3 separate regions of the Homo sapiens genome follow, and all the other regions are linked to region 1. A link is a loop called in an ENCODE intact Hi-C map of the cell type or tissue named here. Cell type or tissue: PC-9. All regions are shown on one strand. Each heading gives the region's core, and the rest is flanking DNA. Links, peaks and the distances in the headings are about the cores only.

Evidence for each region. Peaks named below come from ENCODE experiments on the same cell type or tissue, not always from the same donor. Only the 100,000 strongest peaks of a DNase experiment are listed, where the experiment ranks them.
Region 2: it touches region 1 in a loop (2.9-fold over the local background); 13 of 110 quality-filtered maps call a loop at or near these places.
Region 3: it touches region 1 in a loop (2.6-fold over the local background); 9 of 110 quality-filtered maps call a loop at or near these places.

What each region holds. Positions count from the first base shown.
Region 1 is chr6:71,417,659-71,422,761 of GRCh38, forward strand. It overlaps LINC00472 (long intergenic non-protein coding RNA 472), which reads right to left and starts at 3,087. Exons shown (of 3, transcript NR_121614.1): 1 at 2,408-3,087. It overlaps LINC01626 (long intergenic non-protein coding RNA 1626), which reads left to right and starts at 3,369. Exons shown (of 8, transcript NR_121615.1): 1 at 3,369-3,443. In PC-9, for the core only: CTCF peaks have their summits at 2,532 and 2,742; a DNase peak (open chromatin) is centred at 3,293; H3K4me3 peaks cover 2,500 bases; H3K27ac peaks cover 2,244 bases.
Region 2 is chr6:71,476,746-71,481,848 of GRCh38, forward strand. It overlaps LOC105377853 (a long non-coding RNA gene), which reads left to right. Exons shown (of 4, transcript XR_942683.3): 4 at 2,501-2,767. Among named protein-coding and RNA genes, the nearest start is that of LINC01626, 58 kb to the left of the region's middle. In PC-9, for the core only: no CTCF peak of the experiment used is centred there; a DNase peak (open chromatin) is centred at 2,276; H3K27ac peaks cover 2,159 bases.
Region 3 is chr6:71,496,769-71,501,871 of GRCh38, forward strand. No RefSeq gene overlaps it. Among named protein-coding and RNA genes, the nearest start is that of LINC01626, 78 kb to the left of the region's middle. In PC-9, for the core only: no CTCF peak of the experiment used is centred there; a DNase peak (open chromatin) is centred at 2,063.

The sequences.
Region 1 (5,103 bases), core at 1,398-3,897:
ACTAGGCATAAATGGGTTTTATGAACAGAAATTCTAGGTTCTGTTCACAGACATTCTGATTATGTAAATGTGGGATGTGCCCAGGATTTTGAAGTTTTGTAAGCACTACAGGTGATTCTGACACAGGTGATCTAAGGACTACACTCTGAGATAAACTGCTGTGATCTCTTACAAGATAGCCCAGCCAGCAAATCTGCACAGAGGAGAACCCATATTCTACAAAAATAGCCTGTTCAAATATCAATGCTAAGTTCTAGGTTGAGTGGTTACTTTGAAATAAGGCCACTAGGCTTTCCAGAAGTTGCCAGGTTTACAAATGGTGAAGTGGTGGGGGGGCGTTAGTATTTTCCTGATGTCACCAAATAGACCCTCAGAGGAATAAGGGCATCTCTCACTGCAGTCCACATTCCACATTATACCTCTTCTACACAAAGTGATTGTCTAGAGTGAAGACCTTCTTGGCAAGATGCTACTTCCAGTGCTTAATTTACATTTGGTGATACACTGACAATAATTTTTCCTCACTGTGGATTTTGATTTCAAAAGGTATACTTTCCTTCATGTAACTAAATTGGTTTATTTCAAGCTATTTTAAAAATGAATTTAAAAACAGCATTCAAGTGAGATATTATGGTTACGATTAGGCCATTTAATTAGACATCCAATCACAATGCAAACAGCTACTGATTATTTAAGAAATATACCTTTACAAACGTTCGTGTTCTTCAAACAAAACTAGGTCATAAAATGTACTACGTTAAATCAATACTGCTATCTTTCTCCTAGAAACCCTATCACTTGTCTTTGTCTCTTTTCAAATGCGTATACCTGTTTTAAAGCATAAACATTTAGGCTAGATACTGGAACTAAGCTCTGTTTTTCTGCCAGTTCTTTCTTTGATACTTTCATTCTCTCCACTAAAGCATGATCATCATTCTCTTTAAGGATGAACAAGATGGACTTTTAATTATTGTCATCTGAGTATTTTATTCAGCAAATATTGGTTGAGTATCTATACTTATGCACTTACTTTTGTAAAACACTTTTGTTGCTATAAGCTCCATGAAGAGAAAATGCCCAGTGGAGTACCTGAAATCTAGAATTCACTCTCATGAAATGGTGAGAAAACTGAAAGACTTTGTCATTTACAGAACAAAATAATTTCTCCTGTATACACTACTGACAAAGTACACATGCATTATTTAAGAGAATTTTGGTTATGAAAAATGTGTGATTTTACTGTTTAGAGAAAAAAATGCAGGTTATCATGATAACCAAAAGTTTACACACCATTGTCTTGCAATACAATCTGTGACGACAATATTTCAATACCATTGCCGGACTAAACCTTTAACATTAATTATTTATCAAAATTATACATGCCACTAACACATCTCAACAAAGAAGATTATGTAAGTGAGCTGCCTTGGCGTCAGTAATACTGAACACAGTAGCTATTTTCAATCCTTCATTAAAATTAGATCAAGATGTACTTGCATTATGTGTTGCTGTTCCTGTAAGGAAGACTTACATTAGTTTTAAGATTTACTTTGGGTATAAGTGACATTTTCCTCTCTTTTTTGACATTTCTTTTTCTTCTTTGTCCCCTCCTCCACTGCCCGCACCCCCCCAACCAAAAAAAGTTTTCAGTATAATACAGAAAACAAAAACACAAACACCTGCCCTGTTCACTCTCTCTTATGCATAATAAATGCTTTGTTCTCCCCCTCAACTGGATCCGGCAGGGATCGCCCGGGGGCACCTGCCACTTCACCCTCAGACTTGGCTCTCTGTCCCCACCCTGGCCCCTAGGATTCCAAATGGTGCAGCAAAATACGACAATCCTAAGGTTCGTAAAATAAGCAATGGATAGTGAAGGAAAGCCTTTAAATGTTAGTGTTTTAAAACATCAGACTTAAAAGTTACTTCTGAGTAGGCTGAAAGGTGAATCCAGGCGCATGTAAACATATCCTGGCCTATCGCTTGATAACTCGCGCACCGTGTTGAGGCCCTAGGAAAATCTCAAAAACGGAGATGTAGTCTAAAAACTGGACGACAGCATAGACCACGTTGCTGTGGCCCCACATATTACCCACGAGAAAAATCTAAGTGGTAAAGTCACTGGTCCAAGGTCAAGCTGAGCCAGTCGCAGGCAGGGCTAGTCCGCGACCTTCTAACCTTTCCATCTCCCACCCAGCCGCGCACAGGCCCTTGGTCGCGCCGGCACCCGAAGAGTTCCCACGGATACGGTTCCCAAGTCAGTGGCATGTCAGTGCCCTTCAAGCTACCGCAATTTTATTTGTTCTCCCCGCCAGCTCCATAAAGTATTAAAGGCTCTCTCCACGACTTCTTCCCAAGCCCAGGTGCCCTAAACCACTTGAGCCCACGGCGCCTAAAGCCGACTCACCCGCAGCCCGAGGTGCGGGAGCCCTCGGACGGACTCCGGCCCGCCCCGCAGTCCCCACCGGCCGCGCTGCGGCCCCGGCTGACGACGAGTCGAGAAAGTCACCCGCGATGACCGCGGACGCGAGGGGCGGGCCGCGTCGCGCCGCCCCGCGGAGGCGCCGCAAACTTTTCCCGGTTCGCAAGTTGCCGGGATCTGCGGCCGCGGACCGACTTCCTTCGCCGGCCACCGGAGGGAGGGGGCGCCCCTACCCCGGGAGGGGGCTGGGCGAGCCGGGAGACGGTCAAGTTGGGGTCGGGGGAGCGCGGGCGCTCCGCACTCTGGGGCACGCGGGGACGAGCCCGGCCGCATTGTCTGCGCGGCCTCGGAACAAGCACGGCCGGCGGTGGCACCGGCGGGCGCGGGGAGGAGTTGCCGTCCCCTTTCGCCGCCGCCGCCCACCGCGTTCTTTGTGTGTCTCTCGCCGCCCTCCAGCCGCTTCGCCGCTCGCCTGACAGCTGATGGGCTCACCGCGCCGGGTCCCGCGTCCTCTCGGCCGCAGCCGGCGGAGCCCGGCCCGGCAGGAGGAGGAGGGGAGAAGAGGAGCGTTGACAGATGCTGTCTTGGAGCGGGCACCGCCGGGGGAAAAGTCTGGACTGCCTCGGCGAGAAGCGGCCGGTAGGCAACCGGCCCCAGCCTCGCATTCGCCTCAAAGACCCCAATTGGCTAGGAGCCCTTCCCTCCGCAGCGGCTCGCGCAGCTCCGCTCTTGCGCCCCGCGCCCGGCTCAGCGGACGGACTAGCGCGCCCGGTCAAGAATCCTGGGGAACCCGCTCCGCCCCCTGGCTCCAGCGCCCTCCAATGATGTCGGCGTACAGAGGGCTGTTCCGCCCAATCAGGTGTCGGAAAGCCCAGCCAGTCCCCGGGAGTGTAGCCAATAGAAGGCGACTCCGGCAACACACCCGCCCTGATCCACTAGGAACAAACCGCTCCGAGCCCGGGTGGTGGGACCGATCCTGGAGCCCAGATCAAGCCAAGTCCGGCCAAAGCTGTGTCGCAAAGTAAGAATCTGAAGACAGGTCCGGTGCTTAAATGACTATTATTCTAAAGAGTTGAAGATGGGAACGGTGGACGCACAAAATCTTTACCCTCGGCTTAAAACGCCTTTTCTGGCAAAAGTTTGTGTATGAAAGAAAGCTGAACAAACACGTTGTAGCACTGTTTAAGTGAAGGCCTTTCCTTTTAGAACACTGCTTTACAATGCCTAATCAGCCGGCGCTCAGGTTGGTGCATTCAGAGACCCGAGCGTTTGTGTTCCTAATAAGTTTGCTAGAATGTCAGGTAACTGAAGCAGGTTAGTTTCTATCCTGCCCCAAAACACAGACTGTCACTGGCACCACCATGTTGTGGTTTTTTCCATGAATGAAAATATAAGAGTTCTGTATGTAAATCATCTTTATTGTGAACTTTATTTCTATAATAAAGTCACACAAACTATCTTTAGTGGAAGTTGGATGAAATACCGGAAAAGAAGAATGTAGAGATAGATGATAGATATGTAGGATATCTCTATCCATCTGCCACCCATCTATCTATCAAGAAAGGACTTGAGTAAAGCACTGGCTATAAACGACTGTACCTTTTGATCACAGGACCTTACAAATAATAGGCACACTAGTTATTTGTTTATTTGATTTGAATAGGATGACTCATTTGTTACTGTTCATATGAAGTTTATAAACTTCATTGAGTTGTTTACTGAAAGTGGACTACACCATGACGAAAACAGTATTTGGCAACACATATTTGCATCTTTTAAAATAAAATTACACTTATTTGTACTTCAAATAGTTACGTCAGTTTATTTCTTCGGGTAATAAACTGTGCATTTAAAAATTTTTGTACACATGTGGCATGTTCCTTCTTTATAAATTATTTTGATGACCAAATACATTTTTTAAAGGGTGATCTGTACAATGAACGGAAAGAAGAGAGAGATCTCAAACAAGAAAAATATGGCTATATTACCTCCTTGCTTTCGTGATTGAAACTCACCATGACTTACCACATTAAGTTCGGGGGATAACATGACCCCTGAAATAAAGTTTTATCAACAGATCCAGGTTCTGGATTGACCTTGAGCCAATCTCTTAATGACTAACTCTGTTACAAGAGAACAATACGCCTGGCTCTACCTGCCTCCTTGGGGTGCTGTAAGATCCCTCCAAGATAGTGTTTGTCAAGCACTTTGCTTTCTGTAAAATACTGTGCCAAGTGCAGAACAGTCTTAAATGTGTTATTATTCTCTGTTTATTATCAGAACATTAATATTTCCTCGACTGCACATTTTTTCAACTGAAGTATATTTTTGAGCCCATCAGTTTTCTCTCAAAATAGATCTGAATGAAACTCCTGCCTGTTCATTCTAGATCAAAGCAGTACTTTCAGGGTTTCTTTCTCTTTTTTAATGAAGAGGATGTTAGAAGAGAAGAATACTGAGGAAAGAATTCTGGATGGAAAACGTTCGAGAAATTTTATTCACTCTTAGTGTATTCCTCTTAGTATATTCCTCAAAAACAAGATGTATCATAATGTCCAGTTTAATACTCTGTTCATAATGTTTAAAAACTTAAGCAAGTTTCAATGTATATGCTTAAAATAAGTTAACGTATCCCATGTCTGCTAATATAGTTTTAGATGGAAGTTGTAAATGGCTGGGTC
Region 2 (5,103 bases), core at 1,257-3,756, 59 kb after region 1:
AATTATTTTTTCCTTTTCGCTCGTGGATATTTTTAAACAAATTAAATCAGTGTATAAAAACAGGTAAAATCAAAGCTTCTCCGAGCCCAGATGTCCAGATTCTCATCTGCTAAGAGTCTCTTTTATCAATGGTCCCTATCCTGTGACAGGTATAACAGAACTCCAAAGCTCCATGGAACCTAGCTCTAAAGCCTATGATTTAATCCAAGCTTTCAATGGCTGGAGAGATAAAGTGACTTAGCCAAGGTCACTCCTAACTTCTGGATTCGCATTTCTCTGACCTGCTGAGTCAACCTGAAGTGAGCACCAAAAATATTTTAGCAAGCACTTACTTGTCATTCTGTAACATTTTTCCACTGGCTTACCCTGGCTGTTCTACTCCTAAAGATAATCAAGTACTTTCTCAGTGACTTTGGCTACAGTGGAAGCAGGACTAGCCAAATCAACACTGTGGGGTAGTGCCCACCTTCCAGAACCAGCTTTGGTTAGAAAAGGGAGGGGATGATCATAGGATTTACGGCACTAAAAATGAGAACCACTTTTCACTGAGGGTAAGCAGTGCACACACACTGTGGGATGCTTGTCTAGGTTCAGAAATAACCTCCTGAAAGCCTGACCTCTCTCACTGCCAGAGTGCAGTGTGTGGGGGCCAAATAAGAACATTGCAAACTTTGTATCTCCACTGTATTTGTCTGAAGGTGTGGAAAATTACCCTGCTTGCCTGGGCCACTCAGACTGTCTTTGTTAAACAATCTCACAAGCTCTGTAGAGAGTGGTTAGATAGTGAATTCACTGGAGATCCTTATACTTTTATTAAGACTCACCTCTTATTTACTATCAAGGAAGGTAACGATTGGGGCCACTTGAATATGAAGGCTGTATGTTGCACTACTTCTGAGTCCAGAAGAGCCATTAAACTAGGAGCAGTTTAGGTTAAATTGACTGTCACAACAAAGTCAATGTCACAACAAAGAGACAGATAGGGGAAAGGAGAACTAAGGTTTATTGAGCAGCTACTTTGCAACACTCACTCTTCTAATATATTTCCCCTACTAGTTCTGCAATTCCCCAAGTACTTGTGGTCCTGAGTTAAGGCATTAAAAATCACAGTTAAATGCAAATGTTATCAAAGCACCTTATTGCATCCAGCCCAGCTTAGTTAAATAGCACCAATATCCACCCAGTTGCTGAAGCCAAAATCTTAGAGTTATCCTTGATTCTCTCCATCCATTCATATAATTTATTATTAAGATGCATCAAATCCACCTTAAAACATCCCAAATCTGCCTTCTTGCCTCCATCATGATGACCTCTCACCTGGGTTGCTACGGTGCCTTTCTACTTAGTCCATTTGCTTTACACACTTTATGAATACTTATAATAACCCAGTATGAGAGCCACTATTACAGCCCTGTGAAACACAAGTATCAGGAGCACAGAGGATCAGGATCACAGACCTATAGCTACCTGGGTATTAGGTCTGTCTGGCAACACTCACTGCAGAGTCACTTAATAGAATTTTGAAAGAAGTTAAGTAATGTTAGTCATTTTGAAATTCACAATTCACAGACTATAAAGAGAAATAAGAGTTCATAAGACTGCCTTGTCTATGTTCCTCAAAACACTACAATTTAATCAAAGGCAAAAAAAATACCACTTGAAGGTCCCAGCTTGCTAATGTATTGTTAAATAAATTACCACCTTTGAGGACTAAGCCAAATGTGCAATTTGTAAGCCAAATGTAGCACTTTTTTTTTTCCAGGATGAGTGGGTCAAAATACATCGGTAATTAGAACAAAAGAAAACTTCAGTGTTTCTAAAATACAACTGAGTGAATTCCCCCAAATTAAGTTATATTATTTATTTTGAGGAAATAACAAACTGTAGCTAGCTATCGAGCAAACTTTTTCTATATGCATCTAGTAGCTAATGTTTCCAAAGGAAGGAAATAGTTATGAATATTGTATGAAATGTTTTGCTCTGACACTCTGATATTCTGAAGTCCTTATACTAATCACTACTTGGTACTGCTCTATTTATGTCTGTTGTCTCAAAGTGGTGGAAAAGTGGCCTGTAGGAATGAGGAAAACTGATGTACAAAGTGAGGAAGGAAATTTTAAATACAAAGCAATTTCACTAATAAAATGCTCAAGCAGTCTAGAGTAATTTGGGTACTTGGTGAATCATTGCTTAGCAATTCATGAATACTGTGGGTGCTTGGAATTCAATTCCATTGTCCTCTATCTGAATTGCTATGAAAAAGGTCACATGAGAAGGAAAGGAAGTTTTGACTTTCACATGCCTGTTATTGCTAAGGAAACCACTTCCTCAGTATTCACATATTCAGCATGTCTCTAGTTTTGGCTTCCATACAAATTACATCTTGGTGTTGCATTAAGAAACAAACAAGGGTGGAGAATATTTTAAAAACTCAACTCAACTATGATATGTTCACAGAACAAAAAGAGGAGCCCTTTTAAACGCCCTTTCTTTTCTGAAGTTCTCTAGGTATGCCTGGATGGAGCCTCTAAGACCTAACAGGATGTCTGAGATTCCAGGGAAGTGGCCTGTGATCTGTCAGTAAACAAATAAGAAGCTAATACAGCTTTGTTGTGTTTTCTGATTGGCATGGTTCTGAACTATCTCCTACTTGTAGTTGCAGACAAAGAAACAGGAGATGAATTACCATGTTCTAGGACTTTGTGTTCCTTTCCAATTCAAACTGCAATAAGAAATAAAAATGGTTAGGCTTCCAGTGTGTAGATTATATAACGTGTCTCCTCTCTTTTGTGGTTTTGTCTTGTTTTGTTTTTTGTCTTTTAAAGAGAAAAATGAATAAAATGAAGGGATATTTTAGAATGACTGGCTCCCTCAATGGGCCTTATTGCAAGTACAGCTGAACCCTGGCTCTTTTGGTTCAAGAATATCTTTACTATTTGACGGTTTCATTGTTTTTATTTATATTTCTATTTTTGACCCAAACAGAAAGATCTTGTATAAGCTACCTGTTTATCCATTGTAGAAATGCAACTATTTTCAATTCTCCCTGCTGCTGAGAATAATAATGAGGATCCAGAAGATCACAATTCTGAGATATCTGAGATTTATCTGCCTGAATAGCCTGGTTCTCTCTCCCAGCATTAGGATTTATAGTTCATCTTCTGCCTTTTTGTTTTCAAACTTGTTCATGAATCATAGGTTCAGAACAAAACTGTACTATTATTAAGAGCAATCTGCAAACAACTACTCTATAGTGAACTTATAACAGAAGAGTGCTCATTTGATATTACATGGTGGCAACTATGAAAGAGGCAACTGTTAGTTATAACAAAGCTGGAAGGGATAGGATTAGGTGAATATTTGGGAAATTTTATACTAACAGAGTTAATATCAAGTGGACACCTAAAACATTTAAAATGCATGGCCTTAGAAATCATGAATTTAATTTTGATTTTTAGTATACAAGAAAGGAATATATTTATAGATTCATAGAGGAAATACAGAAAGAAACTTAGTTATTAATTTATTTATGATCCTCTATGCATATGCCCCAGATATTGCACCAAAGCACTCTATTTCTGGGTTGAGTCTATGAAAAATTTGTAACCACGATTGTACATCTTGATTTCATTATGAACTGGGATGATGATAATCATGATGATGATAATGATGATGATGATATTTCTGTAGTAATAATAATAGCTAATGTATATTGAGAATTTACTAAGAACTAGTCATTGGGGTGAGCATTTTACATATACCATCTCATTTAATCCTCACAACAACCCTGTGAGATTGGTACTATTATCCCTGATCTTCATAAGAAGAACTGAGGCTCAGAGAGGTTAAATAAATGCTTAAGTTCACTCATCTAGTAAGCAACAGGGATAAGATTTGAAAACTGGTGGTCTCTCCCCAGAGTCTGACTTCTTAATCATTAGGTGTCTGTAAAGAGAAGGCCTTTCACATAGACTAATTTGAGATGCCAAAAGGCTAAAGGAAGGAAAGGATCCCACCCCTTCCTGCCCCAGCAAGTGCATGTGTATTGCTTGTATGTGATTGTTTTGAACTTAAAGAGGCAGATACCACAGTCCTCTGGATAGGGAAGGGGTTATCCCCAGCATCATTCATTCAAGAAAGGGGATGCCTTGAGTAAGAGAAAGAGGGAGAATTTGAACACCAGGCTAGATGAAAGGAGAGGTCTTGGACTGAGTGTTTGGACGGTGGATGTGCTAAGATAACAGGGACTCCCAACACCCCACTATCTCCACCTCCTGAGGAAGGATAAGGAATTTAAAAGAGATCTATAGTGGACAGAAAGTTGGGGAAAAGTTATGTCTCGGTAAACTAAAAAATTGAGTTTCATGGTATGTCTTACATCTGTTTCATATTTAAATGTTCATGCTGTGTCAAAGACATGCTCAAAGATACCAAAGGAAGAGTCATATTTGGATCAAGCATTAAAGGAAAATCAGGATTTCCCCTTCCTTCTTGCTCTTTGGGCCAAAGAGAAGATTTTGCCAAGTGGAGGGGTGAATCTAGCAGGAAAAGGTCATATCACCTCATGCCATTGAGGAGGTCCAGCTTTCATTGCCAAATTCAGAAAATCAGTTTTGCTTTCTTTCTTTTTTTTTTTTTTTTAAAGGAAGGAAACATTCTCCTCTCAGCATTTCAAAAGTATTTCCCCTACTATTTCTGCAATCTCCTAAATATTCATGTTCCTGCTAAAGACATTAAAGGCCACAATTAAATGCAAATGTTATCGAAACACCTTAGTTGACATTTAGCCCAGCTTAGTTAAACGGCACCAATTTCCACCCAGTAGCTGAAGCCAACGTCTGAGAGTTATTCTTGATTCCCTCATCTTTTCATTCCATGTGTCAATAAGATGTGTCAAACCCACCTTAAAACATCCCAAACCTGTCCTCTTCTCGCCATCATTCCAACCTCTTACCTGGGCTGCTGCAGTGCATTTCTCCTGGGTCCATTTCCTTCCACACTTGCCCCCTCTTAATTCATTCTCCACACTTCAGTTAGGGTGAACTTTTTACAACTTAATAAAATCATATCCCTCTGGTGCTCAAAATCCTCTAGTGTTTTCCC
Region 3 (5,103 bases), core at 1,075-3,574, 79 kb after region 1:
GGTCTGAAAAAGAATATCTTATCAAGTTTGGAAGTGCCCTATGGAAAACTGCCATGTCACATTTTCCCCTTTCTGTATCTCTGCCAATGTTTCCCCAACACCCGATGCACAGCAGACAGCAATAGAGAGTGCTTGTTGAAGTAAATTTCTTTTAATTAATTGGGGGAAATTCGATACAAATTTTGGATTCACTATTTTAAAAGAAAAGTGGTTTGTTATTTCCAAGTATATTGATGGAAACAGGAGAAATATTTGCATGAGAAAGGAATGATTTGTGAGGAAGAAATGACCTAAAGATGAGTTGGAAACTACTGGAACTTACAAGGCTCATCAGCTTCTAGGGGGTTCCTCCTTGACCCTATCTTTAAATGAAATTTTAATATAAACAAAATGTAAAAATTAAAAATAAAACAAAATATTTAAAAATACGTGTACAATTTTGGTCAAGAGAGATGTTAAGGTAGGTAGGAAACTTAGCAAGAAAACATGGTTATATTTAACTGGATTAGAATGAAGGAATATATATATATGTGTGTGTACATATATACATATATAGTCATGCATTACTTAACAATGGGGATACATTTTGAGAAATAAATCATGAGGTGATTCCACCACTGTGCAAACATCATAGAGTGCTTACACAAACTTAGATGGTATAGCCTACTACATGCCTATATGGCATAGCCTATTGCTTCTAGGCTATAAACCTTTGCAGCTTGTGTCTTTACTGAATACTGTGTGCAATTGTAACACAGTGGTAAGTTTTTAATATGTAAACATATCTGAATATAGAAAAGGTAGTGCAAAAATACAGTATTATAATCTTATAGGACCAATAATCTTACAGGAACACCGTCGTAAAAGAGGCCCATCATTAACTGAAATGTCATTATGCAGTGCATGACTGTGTGTGTGTATTTGTGTGTATTTGAAGACATATCTTATACAAAACAATGGATTGGGAAAAATATATGCAGTCAGAATGCCATCAGAAGACATGTAAGTGATATTCCTAATGTACAAATGACTACTAAAAGAAGTTGTAAATAAAGAAAAGAAAATGGGCCACAAACATTGTATTTTCACTAGTGAATCAAGGAAATGAAAAATATAAGAAAATTAGATGGAATATTTCACACACCAGATAAGCAAAAATTTAAAGAAGAAAACACTGTCCAACATTAGTGAAGTAGGCCCTCTACTTAGCTGCTGGGAGTGTGACTTGCTCAAACCTTTTTAGAAATTAAACTGGAAATGGCTATTACAATTTAAAACATCATACACTTTTATTTAGCAATCCCAATTGAGGAATTACCAGTACATAAACACATGTCTATTAAAGGGTTTATTACTTATAAAGTAAAAGCTCTGTAATAAACAGGTGATTTTTCAGGTGGCAAAAACCTGAAAACAAGTTGAATGTTCATTACAGAGGGAATAGTTGAATAAATTATGATATGGTAATAATATGGGACATTATAGATCTATTAAAAATAATGATGGCCGGGCACGGTGGTTCACGCCTGTAATCTCAGCACTTTGGGAGGCCAAGGCAGGCGGATCACAAGGTCAGGAGTTCGAGATCAGACTGGTCAACATGGTGAAATCCCATCTCTACTAAAAATACAAAAATTAGCTGGGTGTGGTGGCATGTGCCTGTAATCCCAGCTATTCAGGAGGCTGGGGCAGGAGAATCGCTTGAACCCAGGAGGTGGAGGTTGCAGTGAGCCAAGATTGTACCACTGCACTCCAGCCTGGGCAACAGAGCAAGACTCCATCTCAAATAAATAAATAAAATAAATAAAAATAAAAATAATGAGATTTTGATGCATTATATAGGATGGTTAGTTTTGAGTGGCAGGACTCTGAGATTCTCCTGGCTTTCCCCAAATCACAATCTGGAGGAGAAAAGAGGGGCTTCCTCTTCCTGTCTCAAAAGCTATGCCTACCAAGCCTCACCCTTCCCATCCATACACAGAAATTTTTCTCTCAGTATCCAGTGGCCATGATTGGGACATTAAGTCTCTGTTTCAGGCCCAGTGTGGTGACTCACACTTGTAATCCCAGCAGGTGGAATGTGAAAAGGTGAGGCAGGAGGATCACTTGAGCCCAGGAGTTGGAGGCTGCAGTGAGCTATGATCACACCACTCACTCCAGCCTGTGCAACAGAGCCAGACCCTGTCTCTAAAACAAAACAACCAACAAGCCTGAGCTTCAGCAGCATTAGTGGTGGGAAATCAGGCCTTCCTATGGCATCTTCCCAGTGGGAGGTAACTTTCGCTGTGTGGTTTGAGGGACAAATCAACAGGGCACCCAGGAAGGTCTGTCCCATCCTGGTTTGAGAAGCCCCACTGTGCCCTCATCCAAAAGGAAGATCCAAGTACACACTTGGCTTGGGTTCTCCCCACTCCAGTTATCTTCTGGTTTCAGTCAGGCTGAGTGCCTGGCATTAATTAGGTACCCCAAATCTATTGCTTTTTCCTTTCATCTCATGCTTTTTAAAACTATTACAAAACTATATATATATTTTAAAAAACTGTTAATGTTAATTGAATATAAGATCCTAATGAGTTTAATTTGGTTATATAGTTATTTTAAGGTAGTGGAAATACAAAATGACACCATAATTTTAAAAACTGGTGGAAGGGTCAATAAGTCATCTGGCCTTATTTGGTTAGAATGCTCAAACAGAGAATTTGTACCTGAAAACATAAAGTGTAATTTAAAAAAAAGCCAAAAAACAATTTTAAGTAAATATAGTAGACTTTATAGAGATTTCCATGGACTGATAGCTACCAACAACATTAACACTAGCTATTTTTGCTCAAAACATTTTATCAAAGTATCTTTCATACCTGTGTGTAGGTTGTATAAAATCATAATTACTATTAAGGTCATATCTTCTCATATATATCTTAGAATTTAAAGTGATATTAATAAGCTGGATAATTTCCTTTAGGTAATAAATTTAACTTCAAAGAACATTTAGTGGCTTCAAATAAGAGTCTTCCTTTTAGGACATTGATTTGTCACTGTTCCAAAGTATGTGATGTTGACTTTGAAGGCAATTCCAAAAGAGGAGTTTCCAAAAATATTTGGACAATGATAACATCAATCAAATTAACCCACAGCCTCCCAAGATGACTACTTAGACTGAAACAACATTCATTTAAATGCAAAACTCTGGCATGTTTGTTAAAAATTAGTAACAATATATAATCAGACTCGAGAGAGAGTGAAAGAAAATAATTGGAAGTGGCTGGGCATTGTGGCTCATACCGGTAATACTAGCATTTTGGGAGGCTGAGGTGGGAAGACCACTCGGGCCTAGGAGTTCAAGGTTGCAGGGAGCTATGATGGCACTCTGCACTCCTGCCAGGGTGAGAGAATGACACCCTGTCTCTAAAACAAATAAACAACAAACAAAAGAAAGAAAGAAGGCAGTTGAAACAATTCAGGAGTGGGGAAGCTTCCACCTTCATGTGGTGAGGCATCAAAAATTTTAATGGTTTCTGCTGTTAAAATCTCCATTTTTCTGGCCTTGTTCTAAAATACTAGGGACTATGTTTCTATTTTTATTTATTTCTATGCTTACATTTTCAGGCCAGCAGTTAAATTCCTTTATTTGTTCATTTTTACGTCATTTCAAATAGAGTGTTTTAGGCAAAACTCCTCTCTAATTTTATTCCATAAAGTTGCTCTCTTCTTGAGAGTCCATAATTATAGTTTCAGGGCAGATAATGTTTTTCAATAAAGATTAAAATGAGTATTTTTTTCAGGTTTCCACCCTGGGCTGCTGTGTGTCCTACAACTCCAGGGGTAGGCTTGCCTTGCTCTTTTCAGATGACCCTGCACACACCACTTACTCCCAGTACACACAAATGGTACTCCCTGGGCCTGGGGATGCAGTAGCTTTGTCATACCTAATGTTATTTGTTGTGCTATATGTTTCAATCTTTAAAGCCTGAGATCCAAAGGGGAGCTTGCATAGCCATAATTATAATTTTTATATGGTTCTAAATACTTTGTCCACGATACTTCGAAAGTGATGTTCATGCCTAATGAGATTATTGTAAATAAATTATATTTTATTTTTACAGAAGAGTATGTTATTTATAAAATATGAAGCTAGAAAAAGATGCAACTTATTTTCAAAAAGATATATCAAGGAGAGCAAACGTGGAGCACAGATGTCAATCAGGGAGTCAGGCAACTTCTTCATTGATTGCTTCATGAAAACACATAGTGTTTAGAGGATTTCTGTCCAAGTAAAGCCATTTAATAAATAACTCCTATCCCAGAAATAGTGTTCAGAAATCTCCATTCTGATTTTCAATAGTCCCCAGCTTCTCTTGCAGTTCAGTTGGCCTAGATGAATGCTCCACCAATGACCACAAGCAGAGGAACAAAGCGAGCTTCAGACCAAGGCTGCTAACGGTCTCAATAGGTTCCCTCCATGTCTCTTCCCTGCTGTAGTAGCCCAGGAGACTCTATGCTCCAGACTTTGTTGCTCCAAGATGAGGAAAGGCTTCCTGACAGAATCAGACCGTGATGTGAGCTGATCTAGAATAAAACCTTTGTTGGATTACTCTACTGAGATTTGAGGGTCAATTTGAGACCATTAAGGCCCAGCCCATCCTAAGATAACAAAATATATGGTATTTGTAGATAGGGTATTTGATCAAATTATTACAAAACAATATGATCTGGGAAAACATGATCCATGTCCCCTTTAATTCTCTGCCTTTAGAGATTGTTGTGTAGTGTGTTTCACTTCAGGGATTTATTAAATAATCTGTGGAATGGGTACGTAACTACAAAATATACTATATATTGCACCACTTTCAAAGAAACATGGTATAATAAAATATCCAGCATTTTAAATTATATGGAAGAGAATTCACTTTACCATATATCTTAGGTTCTAAGTCACACCTGATTCCACATCTTAACCCTCTAACATTCAGATACATCTTACACACAATAGCATCTTAGATTTGATGAAAGATTTTATTTTTTAGCACTTGGAAGCACATTTAGATCCTCTATAACCTTCAGTTTATTATTATATAACTAGATTATCATTAACCTGTAATAATA